Regions from separate parts of the Homo sapiens genome. Here region 2 is linked to region 1. A link is an interaction called in ENCODE POLR2A ChIA-PET data of the cell type or tissue named here. Cell type or tissue: GM12878. All regions are shown on one strand. Each heading gives the region's core, and the rest is flanking DNA. Links, peaks and the distances in the headings are about the cores only. Region 1 overlaps LOC285762 (a long non-coding RNA gene). Region 2 overlaps LOC105377975 (a long non-coding RNA gene).

The links. ChIA-PET counts read pairs that join two places held together with the same protein. Peaks named below come from ENCODE experiments on the same cell type or tissue, not always from the same donor. Only the 100,000 strongest peaks of a DNase experiment are listed, where the experiment ranks them.
Region 2: POLR2A ChIA-PET joins it to region 1 with 6 read pairs; 2 of 35 experiments call an interaction of 5 or more read pairs at or near these places.

The regions. Positions count from the first base shown.
Region 1 is chr6:119,460,680-119,466,069 of GRCh38, forward strand. The region is part of intron 3 of LOC285762 (a long non-coding RNA gene); the gene reads right to left. Among named protein-coding and RNA genes, the nearest start is that of MAN1A1, 110 kb to the left of the region's middle. In GM12878, for the core only: no CTCF peak of the experiment used is centred there; DNase peaks (open chromatin) are centred at 2,542 and 2,892; H3K4me3 peaks cover 278 bases; H3K27ac peaks cover 2,364 bases.
Region 2 is chr6:119,583,647-119,589,036 of GRCh38, forward strand. All of the region lies in intron 2 of LOC105377975 (a long non-coding RNA gene), which reads left to right. Among named protein-coding and RNA genes, the nearest start is that of MAN1A1, 240 kb to the left of the region's middle. In GM12878, for the core only: no CTCF peak of the experiment used is centred there; DNase peaks (open chromatin) are centred at 2,995 and 4,049.

The DNA.
Region 1 (5,390 bases), core at 292-5,291:
GATCTCCAGGTTGGGATATCTAGTAGTCATTTGGAGATGTCTGGAGCTCTGGACAGAGCTCTTGTCTGGGAATATAGGTAGGAGGTAGGTAAAGCTGTGGTCATGTTGAGAAGAAATGAGAGTGAATTATGGAAAGGGCTCAAAATATAGGTATCAGGAGAGGAGCCCGTTACTGTGACTGAGACAGAATCAGCAGAAAGTTAGAAGGACCATGAAAGGCTGCCAGGTGGAAACCAAGGGAAGTGAGACCATCACAAAGGAAAGGATATGGAGGTTAGAAAGATGAATTCTGCAGAGTCTACTACTTCCAGAATTAGATCATTGATGGTCTTAGGTAGGACAGCTTAGTGGAGTGGTGAGGACAGCAGCCAATAGCAGTAACCTAAAGAGCGATGGATGTGAGAAACTAAAGTGCCATGGTTTGGATGTGGTTTGTCCCCACCAAAACTCATGGTTAAATTTAATTGTCAATGTGGTGGTTTTGGGAGGTGGGGCCATTGAAAGATGATTAGGTTGTTGAGATAGATTAAGTCTTTCTTGAGAGACTGGATTAATTTCTGCAGGAGTGGGTTGTTATAAAGTGAAGTTGCCTCTCACGTTTTGCTCTCTGCATGTGTCCATTTCCTCTTCCTCTTCTTTGCCATGATGTGATACAGCATGAAGCCCTCACCAGAAGCCAAGCAGATGCTGATGCCATGCATCTTGGACTTCCCAGCCTGCAGAATCATGAGCCAAATAAACCTCTTTTTAAAAATATGTAAATTACCTAGTCTCATGTATTCTGTTATAGCCCCAAATAAATGGACCAAGATCTGGAGAGAGTGAATGAAGATTTTTATGGTCTTGGTTATGAAGGTTAGAGTAGGGCATGAGGTAGATGGAGAGATTTTTTTCTTTCAAATGATGATACAGATGTAGTCATTTTCTAATAGATAATGCAAATACAGCTTCTGTTTATTGAATATTTAGGCATTGTACTGAGCATTTTACCTACATTATACCATTTAATCTTCATACCATCTGTGGAGGTAGGTACTATCATTCTCAGTTTATAGATTAAAATATTGAGGCTTAGAGATGGTAAGTCATATGACCTCAGTACACAGATTGGAAGGGGCAAAGCAGGGCTCCAAACTCAGATTTCTCTGGTTGCAAATCTCTGTTTGTACTCAATATGCAGAGCAGTGGTTCTCAAACTTTAGCATGTATGAGAATTACCTGGAGATAAATACCTGTTGAAACACAGACTGATGGGCCCTAGCTCTGGAATTTCTGATTCAGTAGGTCTGAAGTGGGGCCTGATAATTGTGCATGTCTAACCAGTTCCAGGTATGATTCTTGTCTCAGGACCACACTTTGAGAAACACTAGAAATGCAAACTCTTGGGTCCTAGCAGTCTGTATTTTACCAAGTTTTCCAGATGATTCTGATGCATGCTAAAGTTTGAGAACCACTTTCCTAAGGTAAAGAAGAAGTTGGTGGAAAGAAGGATGTGGAAAATAAAGGAGAAGAAAAAGTGATGCATAGAGGACCTGGAGGGGATGGGAAGTGCTGGGATTCATGACACAGGTGGACCTGGCAAAAAGAGTGAACTAGTTCTGAAGTGGGATGAGGTGGAAAGAGGGGATGAGGATTTGCAAATGCCTGAGAGAAGACTGGGGACTGGAAAATGGAGAGCAGTGCTATGGCTTTCAGTGTTTCAGGATTTTAGCAAGACACTTGACAGTACCTCTTTTGATATTTGTTTTGGAAGGTGAGGAAATGAGAACTCACTGAGAGTGTATTAAGTGGCTTTGAAGCTGGCTGTCTCCTAGAAGAAACTTTCAGGGATGTGCCACTACGTTCTGTCGAACTTTTAATCAACCAGTGGCAAAGCACAGAAAGTACACTCTTCAAATCTGAAGATGACATGAAGCTGGGAGCAATAACTAATTACTGGACAGCAGAGTCAGGATTCAAAAAGATACTGACTGGCTGGACTGATGGGCCAAATGAAACAAGATGAAATTTAATAGGTATAAATGTAACTTCCGGCACTTAAGTTTTTAAAAAAATCAACCTTACCATTAGAGGGGAAATTTTAGGAACCTGAGGCCAGTAGCTCAGGCAGCTCAGAATTGTATTAGCCTTATGGCTGCCTGGTTTAGCCTTAAATCTGGGTTCTATACCAAAATTATTGACTTATTCCTTATGCCAAATTCTTTCCTTGTCACCTACCTCTGGTAACATTTAACCACCTTTTGTTCCTGTGTCTCCACGTGTTCCACACTCCTGACCTGGTTTTTCTGTTCCTAAGTTTTTCTGGAATCAGAGTTGGCCTTTACTCTTGCCATTCTTTCCAGAGCCCACAGTCTTGGCCTGAACTCAAGTGCCCACATCTCTCTAGGATTTCAGCCCCTGGGGATGCCTGACCTCCCAGATACCTATCACATCTCTTCACGTCTTAGTGTGTTATCTGTCTGTGATGCATCGTAGCTGTTGCCAAAACTGTGTGGGTCCTATTGCTACTTGGCAGTATTTCTGACATCACCTGCTTGCCTGCCACTTGCTCTTGTTTTCTGCTGTTGGGTCCACCCAAAGCTACAGGAAATACATAACTGTAGAGATTTCTAATGAAGTTTCATTTTGAATGAGTGGGAGCTTTAGTTTCAACTTATGTGTAATTGCTCACAAAAATAAAATCTTGTACTCATATTGCGCTGTAAAATTTATGAAGTACTTTCATGTATTTTTTTTTCATTTAAATTTGACTGTAATCCTGTAGATAGGTTTTGGAATCTTCATTTTACAGCTGAGGAAATTGGAGCTCAGTATGGTGAAATGACTTGCCTAAAGCCACACAGCTACTAATTGGTAGAACTGGGATGGAAACCCAGGCCTTCTGATGCCAGCTACCGCCTCACATCTGCACCTGTTAATCAACTGTTTGAAAACTTGGTTTTTCTCCCAAGTATTAGCTTTTTCTAAAGACACATATATTGTGAGAGTGTCAAGTAGATAATGACTCCAGTGCGTTCAAGTACTGCAAGGCCTTGAGAAGGGATTACCAAGTATGACATATCAGAGGGTTTTTTAAAATTATTATTTAACACATCAGCAACCACATCACACTTAAACTCTCAGTAACTAAAATAGATAATTGTCTTAAGGAAACATAAGCAATGCAGCTTAGTTCAGTGGTGAGACATCATTCATGTTTCTCTGGTTCTTGTCTAGGCCCTCATTAGTTTATGTTTGGATTTCTGTACCAATGGTTCACTGATGCACCTGGTTCCATTCTCTTTAGCACCAGTTCATTCTGCATCACACTGTGAGGTGACTCTTTCTTAAACATTGCTTTTATTATTGCCTCACCTTGGATCAAATACTTTTATTGGCTTCCTCTTGCCTGCGGCATCAAGTTTAAACTCCTTGCCTGGCTTTCAGTGCCCTTCATAATTTGATCGTATATTATCTGGCACAAACCTATTCCTTAGGAAAGACCAATCTCCTCTCTATTTTATCCATGCTGGTTAGTCTTCATGTTTTCTGAACTTCTCAGAAGGAATTCACTTCTTCACACATTTTAGTTATCTACCATAGGCAGTACACTGTGCTCAGCCTTGCATACTTGTGGGAATATTATTATAGTGACTGATTTAGCTAGAGAAAGCATTTGCCACCTAAAACAAGTAATTGTAGTGGAAAGCCAGGTTTCCAAGCATGACTGAGAAAATTTCCTTGAAGAGAACACAGATTGGGAGTTTAAAACCAACCCTAATAAAAAAAAAAGCTTGATCCTGAGGAAGATATTGTTTGAAATCTGTGAAAATTGTGACTTTACAGAGGTCATGAAATCTCTTTGTTTCAGATATGGAAAGAGCATGAGAGGTTACTTTTAGATGATAAATATAGTGTAGTAGGAAGAATAAGAGGTTTGGTGTTAACATCTCATCTCTAACATTTACCAATTTGTTAACTTTGACCAACATTTTACCTCCTCAGGCCTCATTTTCCTCCATCTGTAATATGATAATGATACTTACCTAGATATATGGTTGCTGAAAAAACAAATGAGTGAAGTGACGTACATAAGTGTGTACAGTACTTACCACATAGTGTGGTGCTTAATAAAGGAGCTACTATTACATAAAATAAATGTTAATTTGGATGTTATAGTGTTTGGTGGGAAACTCAGATCCAGAGTATCCTAATCCTGTCTTATTTTTTAGGAGATACCCATGCAAAATAAACAACCCCAAACAGATGCACATAAGGCAATTGTCCTCCAACTCAATGTCCTGGCCTTCCCTGGAGAGCTGTAAGTTCTTTCTCTCAGACACTAAGGAAGAGACCAAAGAAAGAGGCATGTGCCTCAGTGTGGGCAAACCCTTCACCTCCTGTAGACATCACCCTTTCACTCTCAGTGCACTCCGTCATGGGCTGACATGAAGTACGCAAGAGCAGGAGACCGTGCATCTCCTTGCCTGGTCTAGCATCCAGCGTCCCAAAATCTTACTGATATGAACTTTCTTCCACAGACTCAAATTGTATATTTTTTATTTGAATACAAAACAGAGAGAACTGGCCCTTCTTGGGGACAGTACTTTAGAAAACAGGATGTCAAAAGGTCTCATGTGGAATCTATTTATCTTTAGGCAGTCATTGGACTATAGGTTAAAAATAATAACATGGGGTCCTGAACACATAAAGAACAATTTGAAACAAACTTTGGGCCTTTTTCCCTCTAGGGAGCGAAAATTTGGAAATTTTAAATTGCTTGGCTCTTCCCAAAAAGAGGAAAATAGATGTACTCTTTGATCTAACAAAAAAAAGTAACTAAATGATGTGTATTATGGCCTTTTGAGGAAGAATGAAATAATTGAGGAAGAAAAAAATTAGGAAAAAAGAAGGGGAGAAACCAAGGGAGAGAAGGCGATGGGAAAAGCAATGCCTGGGAATAAAGAAGGAGTAAAAGGAGAAATAACAAATGCATGGAAAAGAGGGAGAGAGGATAAGAAAGAGTGGAGGGGATGGGCCAGGGGGAGATATCTATGTAGAAACATTTAATTTCAATATGGTAGCTGAGAAGACTTTCCTGGTTATCTCTGTAACTCCATACCAGGCAAGGAAATGGGGACTGAGACTACAAAATGAATGTATGTATGGAGCGGAGGGGAATGGTAGGAGTATGAGAAAGCCCAGAAAACAACAAAAACAAGGGAGAAAGAGTCTTCTAAACCCCCAGCAGAGTTGCCTACAAGATGAGTTCTATGTGCCTGGCAGGATACCGAAGCAGTGAGGAGAGGAGTGGGCCTGAAGAGACGGGCTAATGAGGATGTGATTGTCATCTGGGTGACAGTGACCTGTGAGGACTGCTGAGAAAAGACCACAGGGCCCGAGGGCATCTC
Region 2 (5,390 bases), core at 180-5,179, 120 kb after region 1:
TTGATTTCTTCCCTTCCCTTTCCTTCTCTTTTTAGAAATTATGTAAGGCTCTTGTTGTTTCTTCCTTAAAAATTTAATATAGTTCATCAAGAATGGTGGAAGCTTGGTTTTAGGCATTGTTAGATAGGTCTTTATTTGATTTGCTCTTGATTCTTAAGACATGCTTCATTTTTGTTTCAATGGAAAGTCACTCTAACTTGGCAAAATATGAACTCTAAAGTGTATCTCTCTCTTTCGTGGGAAGCTGCAGAAATTTCTGCTCAGCTTTTTAAAACTCTCAGCTGTTGATAACCTCCCTGGGCTCTTTGGAGTCTTGTCTCACCATGTGTTCTGGAGTCAACCAAGTATTTGAGAGAAGTTTCTACACGGTTTTTGGTATTCACTGCCATGGGTCCCTCAATTTCCAGTCTCTATCTTCCCCTAAATGTGTCTTCTGACTTCCCAGGGCAGCTTTATTTTTTTATTTATATTTCTGTCTTGGGCTGGGAAATGCCCCTAGGAAAAGCTGAACAAATATTATCTTACCTAACCTGTCCCTTTCTCTCAAGAATTGAATCCCTTCCAGTCTTAATCTGCTGTTGGCTGCTGCCTTTAATTACAGCAGATTAATCTACTGTAATCTGCTGATGTGCTGCCTTTACACAGTTGTACTTTGTCCTTCTTTTATAGCTTATGATTTTCTGGGCAAGAGGATCACTCTGATAACAAGCTGTTCCACCATTACCCTTAGTGAGGACATAGTAAACTTCATTTATGGTTAAAATTACACTAGAGAATTTACTGATTTTTATCTTATTATTATTGTAAACATTATTATCAACAATTTCACTTCCATTTCTTCATTTTAATTTTGTCTTTAGAAAATGGAATTGTTGTGCTTTTATTAATAGAAGTGTTTTGGCATCATTCTTACATGGTTGCAAACTGGATGCAGATTTATTAGAGGTATTTTATCCATTCATTTTTTTCCTTACTAAAAGTTAATCCATGGGTAAGATAAAAAAAGAAACCACCAAAAATAAGAATCCCAGAACTCACAAGCATTTAATTCCTATGTCTATTAATTCACACCAGTAACTTGATGACTGTTAAATACTATTAACAGTACTTATAAATATTGCCCACCATGATCAAGAAGCTGGACATGAAGATGTCAGCATGACAGATGATATGGGCTTTCATTTTTTTTTTTTTTGCCTTCTCACTTTGGCTTCATAATCCCATTGCTAGTCATGATTAGGGCCTTTTTGTCTTCAAGCTTCAATGAGCTGTGTTCATAAAGAAGCAGAACAATGGCAGAAGAATGAGGGGATAAATGAAGAGGCCATGGAGGAGGGAGTCTATTCTTGAACAATTATGAACTGTTCATGGGGAATGGTTGGATATATATATCAGTACTCTTGACTTTTGGCAACACATTTACTGAGAAAATAGCTCCTATTACTCTACAATGAGAGTGTCCAACATATTAACTGCTCACAGCTCCACTTCATGTTCTTTTCAAATTAATCTCCTCAAAGTCTTTCTTCAAGAATCCATTAGCAGGTCAGAAGGCCTAACATCAGTTTCATTCTCTATTATTCTTTTTCCTCCCATGGCTTTTTTTCCTCCCTTGCTTTGATTCTGTTTTTCTTCCTCCTTTTAGAGACTGTAAAATATCTCCAGGATATAATTTTTTCCTTGAAGTTAGAATCCAGAGTATTAGTAATTAGGTGCTTATGGTACTTAGTAATGACATTATTATCATTTAGTAAAATGGTTGTTTGTAAGGTAAAAAGAACATTGTTAATAACTAACATATAGATTTTTCTAAGTAATCTGGGGCATTGCTAGTATAAATCTAAATATAAATATTTTAGGTGGAGGAAAATATTTGCAGGAAATTCAAATTTTCAAACCACCACTCTTTCATCAGGCTTGTAATTTTCAGTAGGTGTGTTGAAAAGTTAATGTATGTAAGACTGGCCATTATAACTTATTCAGTTTAATACTAATGAGCAGTGTTTTTATTTACTTGAAAAACGGAACAGTATTTAAGTGTTCTTAAGGAGAAACGCTGCATTTCATTGTTTGTAAAACTTATAAGGCAGATCCTTTATTAATCTCCTTACAAAGTTTCCTATCTAATATTTCTCATCTTTTAATAAATATAAATAGGACTTTGAAAACTTTGTTAGGATAAAAGAAAGCTAGATAGTCACATGGACCTGGCCAAAAGTTTTAAACCATGAATTTTGGCCTAAAGAGAGAGTATAAGTGGAAGACAAAACTCTAACCCAAACCTAGAATTATAGACTCAATAATAGACATGAATATCTATATATCCAAATAAAAAGAGTACCACCAAAGAGTCTATAGGATAGATCCTTCACCTGTTTCTCTGTATCTTATCCTCTAGCTGCCTGGCAATGAAATAAACTTAAGTTAGATTTGGACTAAAAGACAAAATGCTTCCTCAGATAATTTTATTTGTATCTGAATATATTTGATTTCTTATCATTGCTTTATCTATTGTGAATTACTATTATACTTTTTTATATTGATGTGTACATATAAAATTGTGGTATGTATCATTTTTAGAGTACTATAAATAACATAAGGACCAAGATGTTGGAATGATGTAGCTGCAGCAGTGCTAAACCCATTAATTTACAATTTGATCCATTTACCTAAGTGGTTGCCTTCCTGCCTCAAAAGTCCTTGTGGATTTCTTTCAAAGCAGTACATTTGTGTGAAGAGGGCTACCCTTTCAGAGATTTTCTTTCATGAATGGTATGTGGGTAATTGCACTCTATTGCTACACTCTCAAAGACAGCACAAAATGTTTGGTTTTCTAGCTACTAAATTTGAAGTGGTTTTTTTTTAGATACATAGGTGAAACTTCTAGTTTTATGTAACAGTTAAAATTTGAAATTGTAATGAGGTGAAGAATTCTCCAGAAAGTCCTCACAAGAATGTCTCATGAGATAGGAGTGATACTAAGGGGAAGTGAGAAGGGATGATGTATCGGAAGAGCACAAAGTAAAGGGCACATCTAGCGGCCCTGCAGCAGCTGGCAGGTGGAGAGTGGGTGGGAGCTGAAATCATCTTGGTCTCTTCCTGTTCTGGAAGTGATGCGCAGTGAATTAGGGAAAATGAGGAAGTGAGATGGAGAGGTAAAACACAGAAGGGCAGAGTGCTGGAAAATCTTGGTAATAACATTAAAAATTTTTCTGGATTGGTGGATGAGGCAATAGAGAATAATTGCAGTGCAAGAGAATGGAAGAGAAAAAAATGATTTTTATAACATTGCTGTGGGTTGTAAATTAAGTCTCAAATTTTATTTGATATGCAAGGAAAGACTGTGATTATTTCAAAATTACTTTTCGTTGCTGTGCTGTGCTGCTTTGAATGTGACTTTGAGTTAAGCCTGAGCCACGTGGGGTCCTAGATTTATTTTATTCACAAAATTCCTGGTTTCTAAGTGTGAAAAAGATACATTAAAAGCTGACTTATCTTTTAGAATAAGAGGTTCAAAACTGAGAATAGAAAGAACAACAGACTCCTTGAGTTCTAGCTCTGAGTCTTCCACCACATGCCTGTAGGACTTACTTTGGGGAGTTTTAAACAGTTCTGGACCACGTTTTCTTAATTTGTAAAAGAAAAGATCACATGAGGTAATTGAAAGGTTAACTCTCAGCTCTGAAAGCTTGTGCTCCTTAAGTTAAAAATGTCAGCATGAGCAAATGCAATTATTGTATTGTTAATGGCTGTTAGCATGCTTATAAAACAATAATTTCAATAATAAAACATTATCCCTCAATGAGTCCTTTTTTCTAATCAGAAATTATCTATGTATTATTTAAGTATGTCTCATTTAATTTTGACAATAGTCTTACAAGGTGGAGGTTGTTATCCTCATTTTATAGTTGAGGAATGGAGACTTAGGAAATTTAAATTAGCTGAGACCAGAAGGTTTTAGCTAATTGGTACAAGAAGTGAGATTTGAAACAGGTCTGCCTGAGTCAGAGGTCAGGCTGACCAGCATCATGGGAATTTCCCAGCAATTCCCAGAACAGGGTTTCTCATGGAACTGTTACTGAGTCACCTGGAGCCCCATTGTGGCATCCAGGTTAACCTTCTCTAGCACTGTAGCATTCGCTGAGTCAAGACCGGCTGCTGTTTCCTTCCTCCTCGAAAAAATCACTATCCATATTCAAGGTGTGCCTACAGCTTCCAGTGTTCTGTGCAAGGTTAGCACCCAGCAACTCCTGGGTTCTATGTACAGAGGTGCAGAAGGGCATTCTTAAAAATGTCAGACTTTTTTTTTTTAAACTTCAGGGTTAAAGCATTTTGCTTGTGTCCATTACTACTCTTGAAAGATATTATTAGGGTTTCCCTATTATGATTTGCCCAGAATCACAGTACGTATCAGGAAAAACAGTTCTGAGGGTCTGAGGGTGTGAAATATATACATATATATATGTAGGTATATATTTTATATATGTATGTATATATATGCATGTACGTGTGTGTGTTTGTGTATATATATATACACACACATATGTGTATATATGTGTGTGTGTGTATGTGTATATATATATAAACAGAATCCTGCCCTGTCACCAGGCTGGCGTGCAGTGACGTGATCTCGGCTCACTGCAACCTCTGCGTCCTGAGTGGCTGGGATTACAGGTGTGCGTCACCATGTGCAGCTAATTTTTGTGTTTTTAGTAGAGAGAGGGTTTTGCCATCTTTACCAGGCTGGGCTTTAACTGCTGACTTCAAGTGATCTGCCTGCCTTGGCCTCCCAAACTGCTGGGACCACAGGCATGAGGAACCGCACCTGGCCATTTTTTTTGTTTTTTTTTTTTTTTGCCAAATACGATTTAAAACCAGTCCACAGGCCAGACAGGTTGTAAATAAACTATGATGGTCATCCTTCTCTCATCTGCCCCTTCTACCCTAAGGCAAACACATTCCTCCATTCTCTAGTTACAAAACCCAAGCTCCCATGCATTTCTAGGTCCTTCCCTGATGGGAAAGGGAGAATGGTGTGTGAAGCTGTCTGCATTTATTTTAGCCAGCCAAAATGCCACCTTCCACCCAAATCAAATTTATGGAGGAAATATCTCAGCTGAGTCCTGGACACAAAGAGTTTGTTGTTTTGACATCTAAATCAGGCCATGAAAGTTTAGGGAATACATCACGGTCTTCTCCCACATAAATTTTTATGCATAATTATGATCTTTCCACATAGGATTAATTGCTTTCTCTTCTGTAGTCTTATACTATATTTATTTATAACTCTATTATAATATGGATCCTACTTTTTTCTTGCATGACCATGATTTATGTATTTGCCTTATCTCTCCTTCTGGACTGTAAATTTCTTAAGGCCAGGTACCATA